2 separate regions of the Homo sapiens genome follow, and region 1 is linked to region 2. Evidence: chromatin contacts called from ENCODE POLR2A ChIA-PET data. All regions are on one chromosome and are shown on one strand. The core of a region is the stretch at or near the end of the contact, and the rest is flanking DNA. Distances in the headings are between cores, read along the strand shown.

The links. ChIA-PET counts read pairs that join two places held with the same protein, here RNA polymerase II (POLR2A).
Region 1: POLR2A ChIA-PET joins it to region 2 with 17 read pairs in IMR-90. The contact joins two enhancer-like sites. POLR2A ChIA-PET finds 5 or more read pairs at or near these places in 2 of 52 experiments (IMR-90 and activated CD4-positive, alpha-beta T cell).

Annotation. Positions count from the first base shown.
Region 1 is chr5:142,506,165-142,509,072 of GRCh38, reverse strand. No RefSeq gene overlaps it. Among named protein-coding and RNA genes, the nearest start is that of FGF1, 180 kb to the left of the region's middle. Within about 2 kb of position 1,477, at least 5 of the 41 ENCODE cell types and tissues checked have a DNase peak (open chromatin) inside an H3K27ac peak, as active enhancers do.
Region 2 is chr5:139,592,402-139,595,305 of GRCh38, reverse strand. All of the region lies in intron 1 of UBE2D2 (ubiquitin conjugating enzyme E2 D2), which reads right to left. Among named protein-coding and RNA genes, the nearest start is that of UBE2D2, 33 kb to the right of the region's middle. Within about 2 kb of position 1,430, at least 6 of the 41 ENCODE cell types and tissues checked have a DNase peak (open chromatin) inside an H3K27ac peak, as active enhancers do.

The DNA of each region.
Region 1 (2,908 bases), core at 228-2,727, 2.9 Mb before region 2:
AAAAATATATATATAAGATGAAGTGGCAAGGGACAGTGATGGAAGATAACAGGAAAATGAAAGGGAGAGACTAAAATCGAGATACCGAAGCAGAGGAAAAGCAGAAAAGAAGGATGGTAATTTTCTGTGTCAGTTTTCCAAATGACTCTCTCCACCTGGGGCTCTGGCCACCCCCTCCCTTTAGCTGCTGCTCAGGGACTCTTTATCAGTCTATTGAAGAGGCAGGAGGCTATCAGTTTACAAGAAGAGAGGAAGCAGAGGAAGAGGAAAGAAAGCAGACAAATTACTAAATGAGGAAGCCAATTATCCAGTGCACCATACTTCAAGCTGTCAGTAGGCTGCTATTCCTCAGGCACCTTTGAGCAAAGTGGGACTTAGAACTCTAGAGCTTGCTGCCATCTGGCCTTTCCAATAAGATAATCTATACAGACTTCCCCTAGCACATTCACATCAAATTGCCAGCATCCGGAACACAAGCTCTCCAACCCAGAGACCTGTATTCCAGTACCACCAGCACACACACAATCACAAAAGCAGAAGAGGTCTCCAAATAAAACTGCCCAGGGTCCACTTTGGTTTCCTACCTGGACAACTAAAGCGTTTATCTGGAGGTTTCTGCTGAGTTCTCTAACAGCAACAAACATAAAAAAGCCAAAAGCAATAGGCATTTGCTTCGGTCAAGCAGCCAAAGATGGTACAGGGTAAAAGATCTTTTGCGACTGCCAAAGGCCAGTGCATGGAAGGCAGCCCGGCGCACGGTGTCTTAACTTACGGAGATTTCTTTAATCTTACATAAAACCCTGACAAACACTCCTGCAGAACAAAGTAAACATCATCTAATCTAGCTGTACGACAGCGGCCACATACAACTTGATGTGGGGGGTTGAGAGCCAAGAAATGTCAGACAGGAAGGAGATCGAAACGTCTGGAAAGGAATCCAGTCAGTCAGTGGCAGAGTCCACTTTGGAAGAAATATGAATTACAGAAAAGAGCTGAGCATGGGGCAGATAGCACAATAACATCGGCACCTTGAATAAGCTGCCTAACACGCTCTGGCAGTGGAGACTTCTGAAAAGTTAATATTTATGATATACTAGATTTTCTTGTTCCCTCAAGAAAGTCATGTGGCGTGGTTGGCTTGAATCTGAAAGAAAGCTAAGAACCTCGAGAAAAGGAAAATGTCAGGTCTGTAGTCGTCAGCTCTGTAGTCATCAGGTCCCTGAGGAATAATAGATACTGACATTTCAGCAACTACAACTCTGAGTCCGGCTGAAAGCAGAAATGGTGAATCGGTTTGTCCCCTCACCAGCAGTCTGCATAATTCTGTAAACAACTCTCCTTCTCTATAGAGAGAGGCGACTATAACTCTGGAAAACATTGACAGAGACTAATACACCCACCTTCATGCTCCACAGGGTAAAACTGATTAGTCATAGTCACAGTTCCTATGACAACATTTTTCAGTGTGAGGCCTGCGGGCTACCTGTATCGGAAAAACCGGGGGAACTTGTTGACAATATCCATCGCTGAATCAAAATTTCTTGGGAGTGGGGCTCGAGAATCTACCTTTCTGAAGTAGCTCTGTTGGGGATTCACATGCCCTCTAGAGTCTAAAAAACACTCTTCTGTCTCTTGTTAATGATGGAAACTTCCCTTCCTTCTTTCTCTCTCCCTCCATCCATTACAATTTTCACCTCAGGCACTGTGTTCTTTGTGAAAGATACACAAGACACAGCTCACACTGAAAATGGCCGTAGCAAGAAACGCTCACATATGTAAAAGTGTTCCTGTAACTCCAAATGCTCACATCAGTTCATAAAAAGATGTGTTCGGTTTTCTTTTATGAAATGTAGAACTTCTAAGATAAATATATTTGAGGAAATTAAACTATACGCTAATGATCACAAGCAGAACCTATCATTCTCATAGGCTATTTCTTTTGGGAGGAATACGTAAACACATGTATTAAGTTTGTCAATAATTATTTGTTCCATCCATCATCCTTATTGAGTTATTTGATTGTGACATATAGAGCGTAGCCATCCTCACTCAATGTGAATAAGAAGGCAGTCTGCTTGACTCTGTGCCAAGGGTGTAACCATTTGAATTGTAAGTTAACTGCTGGCAGGAGAGATGCACCACTCGGCCAGGGACTTCTCCCTCATGGGTAGGGGTTTCTCCTGAGCCTGCCACGATTATGATTCACTCAAAGGGGACCACAGGCAGAGAGAAGCAGCAATAGCTTTTGGATGGTCATGAGATGATTTTGCTCATCCTTTCTTCACATTAACACATTCCATGTAAAAGTAAACATAGTGGCTCTGAATTACATTCTGGACCACCTATTGCCCCCAATATCTGGCTTCAGGCAATGCAGACTAGAAATTCAGCTGTGTTTTGAATAGACACTGATGTATTTTATCAGTGCCTCTGTGAGCTGAGAAGCAATTTCCTTCTCTGAAGGGGAACTCCTTCCTGAGGTTTCCCAGTTGATTTTCATCTTTCTGTGACATCCCAGTAGGAAAGAGAGCAGGACCCTTCCTCCTGCTCTCCTCCAGCATTGCATGGTTCAGGATTCCTTCGCTGTCCTTTCCCAGGTTCATGGTCTGTTTCTCTTTTCCACAACAGCATCCTTGACCCTTCAACATCCTCCTTCCCTGCATCTTTTCAACCACCAGAAGCTTTCAAAGGAGAATGAAACAAATTCCTTGTGCAAGTTTTGCATGTATTTTAGTTCTACAGATGAACAGGGGAAAAGATCTCCAAAGAAAAGGGAAGCACACAGTCCCCACCATGGAAGGTTTGGGAGAGGCCAACAATGTGGTTTCAGCTCCGCTGACTCACCTTAAGGGGGGAATGCACCAGAAGGAAACTCTGTCTGATAACCATTAACAAATTCTACTGCTTG
Region 2 (2,904 bases), core at 181-2,680:
CTCTACATCATGATGAAAACTGAAGTTGAATCTTAAAATTTAATAAAGGCATCGATCTAGTCGGAACATGTGGGCAGAAAAAAATAATACCCAAATATATAAGGCTGTGTTTTAACAGTTGGCTTTAAACGTATACATTAATTTCAACTTTCTATTTTATGAGAAAGAACAATAGGGAAATAAAGTACAGCCAGCCCTCTGTGTCTATGAGTTCCACCAATTGTGGGTCAAATACACTGGGGAAAAAATGATGTCTGTACTGAACATGTGCAGACTTCTTTGGTCATTATTCCCTAAACACCACAGCATAACAACTATTTACAGAGCACTTACACTGTATTAGGTTTTATAAGTAATCTAGAGATGACTTAAAGTATACAGGAAGATGTGTACAGGTTATACGCAAATACTATGCCATTTTATATCAGGGACTTGAGCATCTGTAGATTTTGGTATCCATGGAAGGACCTGGGACCAACCTTTCATGGATACTGAGGCAGGAATGTATATATAATTATGTTTAGAAAAAAGTGATGGGGTAAGGAACTTTGACAGTTAAAGTAGAACATTCTCAATTTATAAAAAGATTATTGACCGGGTGCGGTGGCTCACACCTGTAATCCCAGCACTTTGGGAGGTCGAGGTGGGTGGATCACCTGAGGTCAGCAGTTCAAGACCAGCCTGGCCAACATGGTGAAACCTGGACTGTACTAAAAATACAAAAATTAGTCGGGTGTGGTGGTGTGTGCCTCTAATTCCAGCTACCCAGGAGGCTGAGGCAGGAGAATCGCTAGAACCCGTGAGGCAGAGGCCACAGTGAGCAGAGATCATGCCACTGCACTCCAGCCTGGGCAATAGAGACTGTGTCTCAAAAAAACAAAATTTTTTAAGGAAAAAAAGAAAAAAAACAGATAATTAAAGTAGAACACTGAAACTTTGAAAGCCTAAGACATATATATATATCACAACACTATAGCAAAAAGAAACCCTCTAAATTCCTTGAGGGGAAGGCATCCTTCAAGGGATGTGCAGATTTCCCTTTCACTATATCCTTGAGTAGGCAACTTAAGCTATTAGTTGGTAAAAATTAACGCTTCTTTACAAGCTATTTTTAAACCACCCTCCTTCCCCAATCATAACAATTATGAAACAAAATAAAAATAGCATGGGAAAGATTTGTTTACCCTGTTGGTCCTCACCCTATGGTGTAAGGTGAAAGGAACAAGATGGGAAACTGAGAGAGGTTATAATTAACTTTGTAGAAAAATGGCTCTAAAGTCAAGTTTTAGTAGTCTGAATATTGCTATACAAATCGAGGCTCTTTGGTGGTTAAAATCACACTATGAAAATATTTAAACAAAGATTATGATTCATAGCATTGTAATTTCAGGGCTAGGCACGGTGGCTCATGTCTGTAATCTCCACACTTTGGGAGGCTAAGGTGGGAGGATGGCTTGAGGCCAGGAGCTCCAGACCAGCCTGGTCAACACAGTAAGACTCTATCTCCACAAAAAAAATTTTTTTTAATTAGCCCAGCATGGTGGAGAGAGCCTGTAGTCCTAGCTACCTGGGAGGCTGAGGTAGGAGGATTGCTTGAGCCCAGGAGTTCAAGGCTGCAGTGGATCGTGCCACTATACCCCAGCCTAGGTAACAAAGTGAGACCCCATCTCTAAAAAAAAGTACATATTTTAATATATCTTTTAATGTTACATGTTACATATGTGTTTATTACATACATCAATACCTATTTGTGTGTTATATATAACAATGTATATATAACAATGTATACATTGTTACATATTTTACATATTAAAACATATATTAAAATATGTATGTATATATAAAATTTCAGGGTCATAAGAGATCATTTAGACCTATTCCCAATTTTATAAGAAAACAAAATACAAAGTATCTAACCCAAGGGTAAGGACTTGAGTGTTCTGCTGTACCATGGTTCTTTAAATCTGGATCTAAAATATTAGAAATGTACAAGTTAGAAATGTCTGAGAATCGGCCAGGTGCAGTGGCTCATGCCTATAATCCCAGCACTTTGGGAGGCCGAGGTGGACGGATCACAAGGTCAAGAGATAGAGACCAGCCTGCCCAACGTGGTGAAACCCTGTCTCTACTAAAAATATAAAAGTTAGCTGGGCGTGGTGGCGCTTGCCTGTAGTCCCAGCTACTCAGGAGGCTGAGGGAGGAGAAATACTTGAACCCGGGAGGCGGAGGTTGCAGTGAGCCGAGATCACACCACTGCACTCCAGCCTGGGTAACAGAGCGAGACTCTGCCTCAAAAAAAAAAAAAAAAAGGAAAAAAGAAATGTCTGAGAATCATGTTAATTTGGGAAATTAAGCTGAACCTCTTTTAAGATTACTGAAACTCTTTTAAGATTACTGAAATGCAGCCAAGCGTGGTGGCTCATGCCTGTAATCCCAGCACTTTGGGAGGCCAAGGTGGGTAGATCACGAGGTCAGGAGATCGAGACCCATCCTGGCTAACACAGTGAAACGCCATCTCTACTAAAAATACAAAAAATTAGCCGGGCATCGTGGCACGTGCCTGTAGTCCCAGCTACTCGGGAGGCTGAGGCAGGAGAATCGCTTAAACCCAGGAGGCAGAGGTTGCAGTGAGCCGAGGTCGTGCCACTGCACTCCAATCTGGGCAACAGAGCAAGACTCCATCTCTCAAAAAAAAAAAAAAAAAAAAAAGATTACTGAACTGCAAAGAAACAACAGTTAAACCAGTAGTTCTCAAAACTGAGATACTGACACAGCAGGATCACCATCACAAGGAAGCTTATTAGAAATGCAAATTCACAGGCTCTACCCCACAACTACCAGGTCAGAAACTCTGAGGTGGAGCCAAACTGTTCTAACAAGGCCTCAAGGAATTATAATGCACAC